Linked DNA regions of Homo sapiens: regions 1, 2, 4 and 5 are each linked to region 3. A link is a contact called in ENCODE Hi-C or POLR2A ChIA-PET data. All regions are on one chromosome and are shown on one strand. Each heading gives the region's core, a stretch centred on a gene start or an enhancer-like site at or near the end of the contact. The rest is flanking DNA. Distances are from core to core; before and after follow the strand shown.

The links. Hi-C counts contacts between places; a loop is a spot of excess contacts on that map. ChIA-PET counts read pairs that join two places held with the same protein, here RNA polymerase II (POLR2A). Pooled maps may share reads with other maps.
Region 1: a map of B cell shows a loop between it and region 3 (17-fold over the local background). The contact joins the promoter of EFCAB14 here to the promoter of TMEM69 in region 3. A Hi-C loop is called at or near these places in 3 of 168 maps with a recorded cell type or tissue (B cell, CD4-positive, alpha-beta memory T cell and naive thymus-derived CD4-positive, alpha-beta T cell), 1 of 37 single-sample maps with no recorded cell type and 9 of 50 pooled maps. POLR2A ChIA-PET finds 5 or more read pairs at or near these places in 1 of 52 experiments (activated T-cell).
Region 2: a map of CD8-positive, alpha-beta T cell shows a loop between it and region 3 (11-fold over the local background). The contact joins the promoter of DMAP1 here to the promoter of TMEM69 in region 3. A Hi-C loop is called at or near these places in 3 of 168 maps with a recorded cell type or tissue (CD8-positive, alpha-beta T cell and naive thymus-derived CD4-positive, alpha-beta T cell) and 9 of 50 pooled maps. POLR2A ChIA-PET finds 5 or more read pairs at or near these places in 1 of 52 experiments (naive thymus-derived CD4-positive, alpha-beta T cell).
Region 4: a map of CD8-positive, alpha-beta T cell shows a loop between it and region 3 (16-fold over the local background). The contact joins the promoter of TMEM53 here to the promoter of TMEM69 in region 3. A Hi-C loop is called at or near these places in 4 of 168 maps with a recorded cell type or tissue (CD4-positive, alpha-beta memory T cell, CD8-positive, alpha-beta T cell, PC-9 and 1 more), 2 of 37 single-sample maps with no recorded cell type and 15 of 50 pooled maps.
Region 5: a loop to region 3 is called in a pooled map, with 18 times the contacts of the local background. The contact joins the promoter of STIL here to the promoter of TMEM69 in region 3. A Hi-C loop is called at or near these places in 1 of 168 maps with a recorded cell type or tissue (Calu3), 2 of 37 single-sample maps with no recorded cell type and 9 of 50 pooled maps. POLR2A ChIA-PET finds 5 or more read pairs at or near these places in 1 of 52 experiments (activated T-cell).

Annotation. Positions count from the first base shown.
Region 1 is chr1:46,717,844-46,720,543 of GRCh38, forward strand. It overlaps EFCAB14 (EF-hand calcium binding domain 14), which reads right to left and starts at 1,271. Exons shown (of 11, transcript NM_014774.3): 1 at 60-1,271. The coding sequence starts at 244. RefSeq lists silencers at 1,076-1,125, 1,446-1,495.
Region 2 is chr1:44,212,174-44,214,873 of GRCh38, forward strand. DMAP1 (DNA methyltransferase 1 associated protein 1) reads left to right here and starts at 1,298. Exons shown (of 10, transcript NM_019100.5): 1 at 1,298-1,685; 2 at 2,177-2,268; 3 at 2,530-2,700. The coding sequence starts at 1,581. RefSeq lists a silencer at 607-706 and enhancers at 1,104-1,398, 1,137-1,376, 2,142-2,643, 2,644-2,700.
Region 3 is chr1:45,686,904-45,689,603 of GRCh38, forward strand. It overlaps TMEM69 (transmembrane protein 69), which reads left to right and starts at 1,278. Exons shown (of 3, transcript NM_016486.4): 1 at 1,278-1,372. It also overlaps a transcript of GPBP1L1 not described here. RefSeq lists enhancers at 1-270, 1,220-1,289.
Region 4 is chr1:44,673,178-44,675,877 of GRCh38, forward strand. It overlaps TMEM53 (transmembrane protein 53), which reads right to left and starts at 1,304. Exons shown (of 3, transcript NM_024587.4): 1 at 1,154-1,304. The coding sequence starts at 1,214. ARMH1 (armadillo like helical domain containing 1) reads left to right here and starts at 1,537. Exons shown (of 12, transcript NM_001145636.2): 1 at 1,537-1,696. RefSeq lists an enhancer at 748-1,249 and silencers at 1,017-1,156, 1,307-1,356, 1,427-1,476.
Region 5 is chr1:47,312,823-47,315,522 of GRCh38, forward strand. STIL (STIL centriolar assembly protein) reads right to left here and starts at 1,325. Exons shown (of 17, transcript NM_001048166.1): 1 at 1,214-1,325. RefSeq lists an enhancer at 1,335-2,064 and a silencer at 1,382-1,431.

The DNA.
Region 1 (2,700 bases), core at 21-2,520, 1.0 Mb after region 3:
GGCCCCTTGGTAGTGCAAGGAGATGCCTTCTTCCCATTCCACCTTTCACCACTACTCACTTGGCAAAGCGAGAGCGATTTCCAACCACACCGAATTCCTCTTCCTCTTCGGAGCTGGACTCAGAGTCTGAGTCGGGAGGCTCAGTGCGAAGCAGGCGGTGACTGCTTGGGCCTTTCTTGGGCTTCTTTCTCCGGCTGTCCCCAGCCAAACCAATCAATGCATTGAGCTCTTTGCGCTTTTTCATCTTTTTGTGTGGGGTGAGTGGAGCCCCGACTCCTGAGCTGCCAGGTTCGTACCCGATGCCCAATTCTCTTCCTGCCTTGGAGCTGCCTTCCAGGGTTGGGAATCCTGGGCCAGAGCCCCCTGGTCACTCCCACCTAGGGGTGGGACTGACCAGATCCGCCAGGGACTGGAGATTGGAGCCCAGAGGAAACTGGAACTCAGATGGGTGGGGGAAATCACATAGAAATGGCCAAGGAGCTGGTGACCCCAAAGGATAAGGCCTTGGGTGCAGAGTGTTAGTAGAGGGTGGAGAGGGACCTTTATCTCCCAAAGGGCGAAAAAAAAGCCAGGTCAAAAATGAAGGATTCTCAGCCCGGATAAGTAGGCAATACTTCTAAGGGTGCTCCAGGAGGTGAGGAAGGGCACGCTTAAAATACGTGTTTCGGACCTCCGGAGCAAGATTTCCAATGGAGAGGGAAGAGAAACTCGTTCTTGAATGGGAAGAGAGTGGGGAGGTGCAGAGTAAGAAAGTGGGAACGCGTCAGTCCCTTCCTTGCAGGAGAGGTGGCGGCAGGAGGGGGCTCCCAGCAGCTACAATCCCAACACTGCTTGGCCGCAGAGAAAATGCCCTGGCCAGGAAGCCGGCTGGGGTGTGTGATGATCACCGTTCTCCGGCCTCCGTCCTGAACGTGAAGGGGGCCCGAGGCCGAGGAAGATCCGGAGCCCGGCTAGAAGGGTCGGCCTGAGAGAAGCCAGTCCCGCGCCTGATAGACCCCCGCCCCGCTGTCTGGGCCTTGGGGACACGGTGCCGCGGGCGACGGCGGCTCGGCCGACCGAAAGCGCTCCCGCCCGGAGTTTGAGGTCTCCGGCACGGGCAACTCTCGGCCACTCACACGCGCAGGCCCCACTCCAGCCGCGACTCCGGCCCCTGCTCCGGCTTCGGCCGCGGCTGCTCCCGACACGTTGTTGTTGGCGTTGGTGGCGGCGGCTGCGGCGGCGGCGGCCGCGAGCTCCAGCCCCGGGCCATCGCTCCAGCCCCAGATCACTTCCCCTTTGGCAGCGGCCGCCTGCGCCGCCTGCCAGTAAGCCGCACTCCCATTGGTCGCCCGCTGGGGTGACGTCACGCCGGGGCGAAAGTCGTGGCGGAGAGGTGGGGCGTTAAAGGGGCCCTGCCCCGGCTGGGGCTGGGTCCCACCTGCCGATTAGGGTGGCCCCGCCCCCAGGAGGGCTTCCGGGACCTGCTGCGAACCTGAGCCGGGTGGAGTCCTGCATCCTGCGGAGCGCGGGCGGGGCAGGCAAAGCGCCCGGCTGCTCGACCTACTTCGAAAGTTCATCAGCCGCCCACGCCCCCTGGACTAACCAAGTCTGAAGGCTCCGCCTCTCTGACTCTCACACAGGCTGTTAAAAGTTTAGGCGCGTTTCAGATTAATTAACACATTCATTCAGTCAATAAATATTTATTGAGAGCTTACTTACTACGTGTCAGGAGCTGTTCTAGCGCTGGGGATACAGCCATGAACAAAATAACCAGGGTCCTTGTCTTCCTGTATAGTGTTGCCAGATTTAGCAAATAAAAATGTAGGACACCCAGTAAAGTTTGAATTTCAGAGAAACAGCAAACAATTTTTTAGCATTAAGACATCCCATGCAACATCTGGGACATCCTCACACTAAAAAATTATTCATTGTGTATGTGAAATGCAAGTTTAACTGAGCATCGTGTATCTTATCTGCCAATCTATTCCTGCAGTTTATTTATACTCTAGAGGGAGGAGAGCAACAATAGGCAAACATATTAAATGTCAGGAGGTGATAAGTGTTATGATGAAAATTGAAACACGGTCAGGTGATGGGGAGTGCCTCTGTGAAAAGGGAACATTTAGTCAGCTTATCGGAGGAGAGGTGAGGGAATGAGCTGTGCAGTGGCTGCAGGAAGGAGTGACCAGGAAGACCTGTTGTGGCTGGACCAGAAGAGCAAGGAGCAGAGTGATAGGAAATGAGGTCAGAGAAGCATCAGAGGCCAGGGCTTTAGGGCCTTATGGATCACTGAAAGGACTTTGGGAAAGCACTGGGGGCTTTAAGCTGAGAGGTAGCATACTCTGGCTTTTCCGTAAAAAAAAAAAAAAAAAAAAAAATTCACTCTGGGCCAGCGCGATGGCTCACGCCTGTAATCCCAGCATTTTGGGAGGCTGAGGTGGGCGGATCACAAGGTCAGGAGATGGAGACCATCCTGGCCAATATGGTGAAACCTTGTCTCTATTAAAAATACAAAAATTACCTGGGCGTGGTGGTGCGCGCTTGTAATCCCAGCTACTTGGGAGGCTGAGGCAAGAGAATGGCTTGAAACCGGGAGGCGGAGGTTGCAACAAGCCGAGATTGCACCACTGCACTTCAGTCTGGCAACAGAGCGAGACTCCGTCTCAAAAATAAATAAATAAATAAATAAATAAATAAATAAATAAATAAATAAATAAATAA
Region 2 (2,700 bases), core at 48-2,547, 1.5 Mb before region 3:
CTTCACAGAAATGAGTCTATTAGAGATATATATTAAACAAGTAATTACACAATTAATTAACTACAACTAGGGTCAAGTGTTTCAGGCAGCCAATTGCTCTCTCCCTTTCTGGCTCCAAGGACCATTTCCTTACCCTGTGGACAATTTCTGCTGTAAGACTGTGACTTCCTCCGGCAACTGTTTGGAGCTCAGTGGATCCATCCAGGAATCAGACCCAGGAACAGGTTTGTACCTCCAGGCCTAGTTCTCCAAAGTTTTGGGGACTAGTCAGGCTTGTGGCTACAGCTGTTGTATCCCCTTGTCTTCTCCAGGCCAGAACAGGCTACACCACTTATAGCTAACTTGCGCAAACTGTCTGCTCCTCTAGTCCCTGCTGGTATCTTTGGCAGGTCTCGACTTGGGGTCTGGCCTTCTTAATGCCTTAACAAGCCCCACCCTATCCCACAGGCTATGTGTCCTTCAAATTGACAGGCTGGTTTGCAGACTGCTGAAGCTGGGAGCTGCTTTCCTTGTCCCTTGTGCCCTTCCTCAGGACCTCCTGTCTCTCTCTTTCCAGGAAGATCCCCAGGTTTATTCCCTTGAGGGATACTTCTAAGCTGGTTCCTGCTTGGGGCTGTGTTTTGGGCTTCTTCGTAGCCCAAAGAGTGCAGCTAGCTCCTGTACTAGTGAAGTGCCACGAAGCTGGCCTCCAGGAAATCCCCACGAGGCCACAACCCACAGCTATCTCCATCAGAGGAGGTGCAAATGAGGGCCCACACCTTACTCCATTTTGGCAGCCGCCCTAGGAAGCTCTGCCTTTATTTCTTCATCTTCAAGCTTATCACAATTTGAAGTTTATCTCTTCACCTCCAAGCTTAGCACAGTGCCTAGTACATATTAGCACTTAATGAAGAGGGGGCAATTCAAATCATTAACTCATTTAATAAAAAAATAGTAAATGTCCCACGCACCGTGCTAATGTTTTACAAGGATTCTTGGTATTTCATTTACACAGGTGCCATTACAATTTCCATTCGGCAAATAAAGAAAAAGGTCCAGAGAAATTAAGTGACTTCCCAAAGTCACAAAGTTCTGGTATCTCTTCACTGCCTGAGACGCAACGGAGCATCGTAGAGGGAAAATGCCAGAAAGCAGGCAGTGCACCAATGAAAACAGGCTCGCGGGAGAACCAAAGGGTGGCAAGCTCAGCACGGCCAGTAGCTTTCACCCTCGGTTGCCAGTCGGCTTCGTTTCCTACAACACCGACCGGAAGTGTTTCTGTCGGCCGCGTTCCGAATGAGCACCGCCGGAAGTTTCTGCCGCGGCTTTGCGGGGACGGGGGAGTGGTAGTGGGGGCTGCAGCTGCCGGACCCAGGTGCGGAAGTGCGAGGGCCCAGGTGGCTGAAGGGGCCGTTAGGAACATCCAAGCGGTGGGGCACAGGCAGATCCCCGACCTGACCTGGACCACCCTTCTCCTCTTGGCCCGCCCCTTCAACTCGCCTCCGCTTAGGTCTGGATTGGCCCCGCCCCCTGACCTGAGCCTGGTCCTTCTTCAGGCACTGACCCTTGACCTCCGGTGGCTCCCCCATCTCTCAGGCGCGATGGCTACGGGCGCGGATGTACGGGACATTCTAGAACTCGGGGGTCCAGAAGGGGATGCAGCCTCTGGGACCATCAGCAAGAAGGACATTATCAACCCGGACAAGGTAGCAGGGGCACCTGAAAGCGTTGACTAGGGGAGGGTAGGGGAGTGAAGATGGGGAGGAGTGACAACGGGCAAGGGATGGGTGCTACACTTACAGTGAGTTGGGCGATAAAAGGGGTGACATAACAGGACAGGGAATATGTGTCATCCTTGATGGGAGGGAGGAGATGGGACATCGTGGGAGATGGTGGGACCAAGAGGGTATGACACCTCTAAGAGCTGAGAGGACCAGGCAAGTGTGATTTTTGCAAGATATTGTTGGGGAGAGATCAAGACATTGTAACAGTCTGAGAGTTGGTGGGATGGGGAGGGGACTGCTCTGATTTGGGCGTAGGATGGTGTTCCTGGGAGTGGGTTTCTGTGCCTTTACAGTGTGTCAGTTTGCCTGTCATTGACCCTGTAGGTGCTGCTTTGTTCAGGGATTGAGCTGGACTAAAGAATTTTCAGGAAAGGGTCTAGGTTGTGGTTCCTTTCTGTGGTTTCCTTCCTCAGAAAAAATCCAAGAAGTCCTCTGAGACACTGACTTTCAAGAGGCCCGAGGGCATGCACCGGGAAGTCTATGCCTTGCTCTACTCTGACAAGAAGCAAGTATTGGAGTCCCAAGTCCCCCAGGTTTTGGCCCCTGATTCACCTGCCATGCCCCTAACTCCTAGTTTTCTCTAACAATTTTCTCCTCCCCAGCAAGGGCTCCTGCTTGCTTAGCAGGATGCAGGAGGACCTGAAGTCTTTTGCTCCAGGACATGACTTTCTTGCTATAGGGTAGGGTAGATCAGCTCCCTGGGACAAAAAGCTCTTTAACACACCTTCTGATTCTAACCTCGCATCTCCCTAAACCTCCCTGCCAGGGATGCACCCCCACTGCTACCCAGTGACACTGGCCAGGGATACCGTACAGTGAAGGCCAAGTTGGGCTCCAAGAAGGTGCGGCCTTGGAAGTGGATGCCATTCACCAACCCGGCCCGCAAGGACGGAGCAATGTTCTTCCACTGGCGACGTGCAGCGGAGGAGGGCAAGGA
Region 3 (2,700 bases), core at 28-2,527:
GAATGAGTGGGTGGGTATGCATGTGTGTATCCCTTTTTTCTTCACCCTCCCACAGCCCGCCCCTTGGCCAGTGCGCGTCCCGAAACTACCTCTACAAGGACTTGCAAACCGGTTTCGGAGGAACGTGTGTTTTCCGGCCCTTTCCCACCTTCCGCTCCTTACTTCTCGTGTGCGCGTCGTTGAGACTCCAGTCCCCAGCGGGCCACACGGCCTGGCCCCGGAGGCTGCGCGGCTGCGTCGGCCGCGCTACCCGCTGGGAGTAGTAGTTCCCCTGGAGCGCAGGCGTCACTCCCCCGCCCAAGCGAAGGGCGGGATTCCGGCGAGAGCCTGCGCTTGCGACAGTGCCGTTTCTCCTACCTGAAGTCTCATTGGGTATCGCACTACTGGAAGGGGCGGCGCTGCCATGACAGAGAAGGCAATAAAACTGAAGGCCTAGCTCGACTAAAAGCGCTTACTATTAAGGAAGACTTCGCTGTGGCTCCATCCGGCACGGAAAGCTAAACCGTGTAATGGCTGGCAACCAGGAAGCTAGACTACCTAGAATCCGGAGGATTGGAGGGACTGGCCGGCGTGGGCCCCTGAGATCTCCTACTACATGTCTTCAGTTTTATCCATAGACACGGAAGGGCACTAAAATTGCCTGGTGCCATTTCCTGTGAAACAAGTCTAGATAAGAGAAGGGACTTGCCCAAGGTCACATAGCCGAGAAATAAAGCCGAGGGCAGTAGGAGAAATGATCTGACTTTCCGAACCACCCCCAAGCCTAGGGCCCTTATCACCACACCTTTCATGGAAGTGAAAATCCTGCTCTTGTGCTCTTTAACCCTTAATGAAGTTTATAGGTCCCAGCAAAGAAAATGGATGTAAGAACTGGGCTTTTTTCCCCCTCTAAATGATAGTAAAGGGCCCTAATGCAGTGAGATGTGTCCCCATAGGCCTTATAAACCCTGTTTTGCAAAGTAAAACATAAGTCCCACAGATGGCAAGCAATTCAGGTCACACTGGGCCTAAAATCCCGTCTCTTACCTTCCTTCACCACCATCATTCTGAGATTGTTTCAGTACTTGCACTCTACTTACCCGAACTCTGTGGGCAGATTCTGCTGCCTGGGAGCCCTGGAATAGAACTTCAAGGACCGTTCAACATCTGGATTCAACTAGAAATTAAGAATGGCCCCCAAACAGAAAGCCGGGCCTAGGAACCAATTAGCGCAGGTCAAGTCCCTACCCGGACTCATTTTTTTTCAGCCCTCAGGAAGTAGGGGCCTCTCTGAATCCACTTGCCGGAAGTGCCTTTCCAGTGGACCTGGGCTGTTGTTGCGGTTGTTTTCCTTCTCTCCGTGCAACGCTGGCAAGTCTCAAAGTCGCCACAGGTGCAGGTTGGGATGGGAGGCACCAAGGGTTGGTAGTAAATTTGCGACGTTGGGATGGGAGGGCACCAAGGGTTGGTAGTAAATTGGAGACGCGGGCACTCTCGGGCAGGGTTTCCCGAAGACACTGGCGTCTAAACCCCGCCTTCCTTTCTCAGAGGTCAGTTTGAAGCTGGCAGTTTGCAGTCTTCCCACCAGGGCAATGGGAATATTGAGCTTTTTCATTTATATTAGGAGGATTAAGCTTTGAGTCTCAGTCCTTAATCCCGCATCACCTGCCGTCCCTGGACTTTTTAGGTTATCACTTTTTAATACCCACTAGTTGGAAAGCACGTGCCACAGAGGAAAGGGAGTTTCCAAAGATGGGGGGATGGTTGAGATTTTAAATGGAGTGGTCTGGAAAGTCCTTAAGAAGAAAGTGATTTTGAACAAAAGTGATGGGTACGCTCTGCGGGCATTTTGGTCTGGGGCTCAGGTGGGTGGGTGTGGGTGTGATCTAAATTCTACTCGGAGGCCCAGGATTACTTACCTCCCTACTTGCTTCCTTAAGTATAGTATGAAGACATTAACTGGTATACAGGATTTCTTGACCCAGCCCTAAGATCTGTGATCAATAAATTAGTTCAATCGATTTTTTTTTTTTTTTTTTGAGACGGAGCTTCGCACTGTCTCGTGGGCTGGAGTGCAATGGCGCGATCTCGGCTCACTGCAACCTCCGCCTCCCAGGTTCAAGCAATTCTCCTGCCTCAGCCTCCCGAGTAGCTGGGATTACAGGCGCCTGCCACCACGCCCAGCTAATTTTTTGTATTTTTAGTAGAGACGGGGGGGAGGTTCACTACGTTGGCCAGGCTGGTCTCGAACTCCTGACCTCGTGATCCACCCACCTCGGCCTCCCAAACTGCTGGGCTTACAGGAGCGAGTCACTGCGCCCTGCCCAATCGATTTTTTAAAATTAAGCAGCAACTGTAGGTTTTTTTAGACATCCCATTCTCTTGGTTAAGAATGAAATTGTCAGATCTAGATCCATATTATCATTCACCTGTTTTTACTGGCTGCTTACATTAGAGTTTTTAATCAGTCCCTCCTGTGTAAAGTGCTTTGTGTCAGGGACGGTTCTCAGCTATTTACATGTAGTAACTTATTAAGTGTTATATCAGGCTAAGTGGCACACACCTGCAATCCCAGCACTTTGGGAGGCCGAGGCAGGTGGATTGCTTGAGCTCAGGAGTTCAAGACCAGCCTGAGCAATATGGCAAAACCCCTTCTATACAAAAAATACAAAAATTGGGGCCAGGCACGGTGCCTAATGCCTGTAATCCCAGCACTTTGGG
Region 4 (2,700 bases), core at 54-2,553, 1.0 Mb before region 3:
TCTAGGGAAAAACAGCTGGTCTGGGGCCATCTGTTCTGCGGGAGTCTAAGGGCTGCCCTCTCCTAGACTCCAACCAAAGAACATGAGATGCTACGGGAGGGATCTGGGAAGGCTCTCCTTAAGGAGGTAAGTTTTATGGAGAGCAGAGTATAAGATCAAACCTTTGCATTAGAAAGATCACTGTGGTAGCAGTTTAAGAGGCTGGGCTGCAGGCAGTGAGACAGGAGGCGTGAAGGCGATGCTGGACTAATGCAAGTGAGGGACACGCTGGCCTCAGGCTGATCATACTTCAAGGCCCTTCTGCCAGAATTCCCAGAGAGACCAAACTTTCCACTCTCTGGACCCCGATCTACTCACACTGTCATGGATGCGGGCCTGCTGTCAATCCTAATTTTGTGGAGAATCCTACATGTCTTTCTTTAATGTAAGGAGAGAAACAATGCTGATCGTAAATGCCAATTACTGAACTCACTCCATGCCAGGCCCTTTACACAATCTCCAGATGGCCCCAACAGCCCTATGAGGAAGGTTACTATCCTTATCCCGGTTTTGCAGAGGAGGAAACTGAAGTTCAGAGAAGGTAGCTTACCAAAGGTAATCCAGCTCCTAAAGGAAGGAGTCAGGATTTCAGTCGAGTTCTACCCGACGGCAGAGACTGCACTGTTAACCACTGCCGAGAAGAGTGGAGAGGGACGGCTAAGGGTTCTGAGTCCCGGGCTTCTGCGAGGATCGGTGACCCCGCGAGCCTCCCCCTCCACGCCTTCGGGAAAATAATAAGTGATAGGCTAGATGTGGGAAGCCCAATCCCAAACAAAGGAATCAGGAGGGATCCAGCTTTCGGCAGCCTTCAGCTATGAGAAGTGATTAAAGGGCATGGACCTGAGCACCCCGGACAGGAAAGACAGAAAAAGAGGTCCCAAGCGAGCAGCTGACTCGGGCAGAGGCGGGGCTCGCCAGGGAGGAACACTCTGGGGCGGGACTTACGAGGGGCGGGGCTCTCTGAGCCTCTCTAAGTCTAGGACCTGCCAGACCCTATGAGGGGGCGGCCCGAGGGAGGGCGGGGCCGCATGAGGGGCGGGGCTACAGCTGCGCTCGCAACCCACAGGTTCATGAGGTCACCTCCCCGCGCCTGGACCCAACCCTCATTCCATACTCTGGCTCCAGCAGGGCTGATCCGGGATCTCGATGGTGTAGTCCAGCTCTGCCGAGGCCATGGTGAAGGCGCCGGCCCAGAGCACGGGTCTCCAGCCGGAACTCCCGCTTGCGCACCCGTGCCTCACCCGGGCGCCTCCTGGGCGCCGCCCAATCACCACACACCTCCCCCAACACGGCCCAATCCCTGCGCCGCGCTCTGTGACCTCCCGCCTTAGCAACCACCGAGTCTCTTCCAGAGCCTCTCGCCTCACCCCACTAGCTCGGCCCTAGCAACCATGCCCCGCCCCTATTACTGACCCGCAGCCATTGGCTAATTCGCTTGATCTGGATCAGGTATTGGTCAGCCGGGGCGCCGGTCAGGAAGAGTCCCCACCCTCTCATGTAGGTGAGAGGCGGCTGAAGAGTTGCTGTATTCTGGGAATGGGCAGGGTCACTCGTCCGAACAGAGTCCTATCCTACGCGGCGGAAGAGTGTGCCCTTTGACTTGCATCGTCTACCTACCTCTGCCATCCTCTACCAGCCGCAACTGCGAGGGCTGGAGGTATAAAACCGTACAAAACGGCCTAGGGGGCGCGTGCCGACCCAACCTCCACCCAGTGGGGTTGAGGCATATTCTGGATGGATGGATGGATGGATGGATGGATGGGTGGATGGGAAGCAGTCTTCAGTTGATGACTTTAGAGAATGCCCTGTTGATAGGGCCCACCGAGGAGCTGGGAGTGCAACTTTCTTGCATTTATCTATATTTACATACTATGTGCCAGCATATTTACATACTATGTGCCAGAGACTGGGTGGGCTAAATAAGGTTCCTTAGGCCCTAGTGAGAATCAAGCTTTTGGCCCTCCCTCTCCCATGTCTTAACGGGAGAGGGAGAGAAACCATGCATGAAGCAACTCTGATTCTGCGTGTGAGATAAATACTACAGAAGAGTAAGGATTTGAGGAGCTCAGAATCAGAGAAGGGGCATTTATGGCAGTGGGGTTGGCTCTTGAGCTGGGCCTTGAAAGACTTTTAGAGATAGGGAGGGGGAAAGACTCTTTGCATGCCAGGCGCGGTGGCTCAAACTCGTAATCCCAGCACTTTGGAAGGCCAAGACGGGAGAATGGCTTGAAGGAGTTCAAGACCAGCCTGGGCAACATAGTGAGACCTTCATCTCTACAAAATTAAAATTTTAAAAATTAGCCAGGCATGGTAGCGCATGCCTGAAGTCCCAGCTACTTGGAAAGCTGAGGTGGGAGGATCACTTGAGTCAGGAGGTCAAAGCTGCAGTAAGCCATGATTGTGCCACTGCACTCCAGCCTGGGTGACAGAGTGAGACCCTGTCTCAAAAAACAAAACAAAGAGCCCAGTGTGGTGTCTCACCCCTGTAATCCCAGCACTTTGGGAGGCTGAGGCGGGCGTATCACTTCAGGTCAGGAGTTCGAGACCAGCCTGGCCAACATGGCGAAACCCCATCTCTACTAAAAATACAAAAATTAGCCGGGCATGGTGGTGCACACCTGTAATCCCAGCTACTTGGGAGGCTGAGGCAGGAGAATGGCT
Region 5 (2,700 bases), core at 75-2,574, 1.6 Mb after region 3:
AAAACATATTCTCAGGTAAAGTCATTATCGTGTACAATAGAAACGTTCAAATCATCCTCACCCCTTCTTCCATATAAATTATCTTTCCATACCCACCACCTTAGTTGCTAACTTCATCAACTCACCAGACTTATGGAAAAGTCCCCATAATGCTGCTAGAAGAGTGTTTCCATATAAATCTGATCAAATTATTCTCCTGCTTTAAAAGTCAATGGCTCATGTCAGGGGCGGTGGCTCACGCTTGTAATCCCAGCATTTTGGGAGGCCGAGGCGGGTGGATCACCTGAAGTCAGGATTTCCAGACCAGCCCGACCAACATGGTGAAACCCCGTCTCTACTAAAAATACAAAAATCAGCCGAGCGTGGTGGCGTTTGCCTGTAATCCCAGCTACTAGGGAGGCTGAGGCAGGAGAATCGCTTGAACCCGGGGGACGGAGGTTGCAGTGAGCCGAGATCACTCCACTTCACTCCAGCCTGGGCCAAAGAGTGAAACTGCGTCTCAAAAATAAACATAAAAATAAATTTTTTTTAAAAAGCCGATGGCTCTTCTTTACATACAGAATAAAGGATCTTCACAATCCAGCCCCACTCTATTATTCCAACCTTAACCCCCCCATCCACTCATCCTACATTCCAGTCAAACTGAACTACTTGCAGTGCCCCGGTTTCAATATCTGCACAGGATGCCTCCCTTAACTTGGAATGCCCTAGTAAACCCCCGCCATCCCTCACAATCCAACTCGAATGTCACTTCCTCTGTGAAACCTTCTCCCAGACACCGTGGCGATGGTACTATACTGTCTGTACTCACACGCATAGCATTCTCGCACTTTGCTGTTTACACTTTACTTCCAGTAGTCCATGAACTTCAAACATTAACTGATCCCTTACTACGTAGCAGAGTGTGAGCCAGAAATTGTGAGGAATGCAAGAGCGAGCATTCAAGGTTTCAGTCCTCAAGAAATTCCCACCGTAAAAACAACTTTAAATGGCACGTTATCGACTGCAAACCTCTTTCACATACCTTAGCTCAGATGATACCCAAGGATTTCATGGACTGCTTAATTTCTCCCACTAGCTCCCCTTCTCGTCATCTGCTCCAGGCTCCTGGAGGGCGGAACCCACTACAGGGCTTTGAATGTTACCCACCAACCTTCCCAGGGCCCCGCTGCCGCCTCTCAAGGGGAAACCAGGAGCACAAAGCTCCACTTACCGCAACTTCCGCGGAGCTGAGGTCTGTTTGCAGGGTAGGAGCGGGAGCCGGCTCCAAGGAGCGCCACCGCCGACTCCGGCCCCGCCTCTGGGACGTTGGGGTCGCGGGAACTGAGGCGGCAAACACAAGCTCGCGAAACTGAAGGCCGCGCCACGCCTGCTGACTGGTCAGAAACCTCGCCAGTCAGGGAGCGGGGGTGGTGCTAGAGAGCCGCGCACGGTCGCCGTTACGTATTGGTGTGCCGACCAATCAGCGCCCCGCACTGGTTCCGCGCTCGACCAATCCCAAGTCTTCTTGGAGAACTGCGGGCGCCACCGGCGCTCCAGGATCAAGGATCCGAGGATTTAAACCTTTCATTTCGTCAACGGTTAAGTTCCGGGGCGGGGTAGGCTTTCCGCAAGCGCAATGGAAAGCCCAGCTAGGTAGACGGAGGAGCGAGTGGCAGATGAAGCCGGAAGTGCTCTATAAGATGATCATTGGTCGGCGACTGGAAGCGGACACCCGAAGAACAGTTTCCAAACTCTTTACCTGAAAGCACAAAAGACAAGAAAGTTAGAGTTATTCCAGTTTCTTACTTTTTAATTTTTATTCTAAAATGTACATTTTTAATTTTTCCTTTTTGTGATCACTTATCCTCAACTTCTAGATTTCTTCCAGTTTCTTTCCTAGGAAGCCATCTGTTTTAGTGACATAATTTTTTTTTTTTTTGAGGTGGAATCTCACTCCGTCGCCCAAGCTGGAGTGCGATGACGCGATATCGGCTCACCGCAACCTCGCCTCCCGAGTTCAAGCGATTCTCCTGTCTCAGCTTCCCAATTAGCTGGTATTACAGGCGTCCACCACCCACCACCACGCCCGGCTAATTTTTTTTTTTTTTGAAACGGAGTCTCGCTCTGTCGCCCAGGCTGGAGTGCAGTGGCGCGATCTCGGCTCACTGCAAGCTCCGCCTCCTGGGTTCATGCCAGTCTCCTGCCTCAGCCTCCCGAGTAGCTGGAACTACAGGCGCCCACCACGCCCGGCTAATTTTTTGTATTTTTAGTAGAGACGGGGTTTCACCGTGTTAGCCAGGATGGTCTCGATCTCCTGACCTCGTGATCCGTCCACCTCGGCCTCCCAAAGTGCTGGGATTACAGGCGTGAGCCACTGCGCCCGGCCTAATTTTTGTATTTTTTAGTAGAGACGGGGTTTCACCACGTTGGCTAGGCTGGTCTCGAACTCTTGACCTCAGGTGATCTACCCGCCTCGGCCTCCCAAAGTGCTGGGATTACAGGCGTGAGCCACCACTCTGGGCCAAAATTTGTATTTATTAATTGATTGATTGATTGATTGATTGAGACAGGGTCTTGCTCTGTCGCCCAGGCTGGAGTGCTGTGACGCTATCTCGGCTCACTGCAACTCACTGCACACTGCCTTCCAGGTTCAAGCAATTCTCCTGCCTCAGCCTCCGGAGTAGCTGGGGTTACAGACAAGCACCACCACGGCCGGCT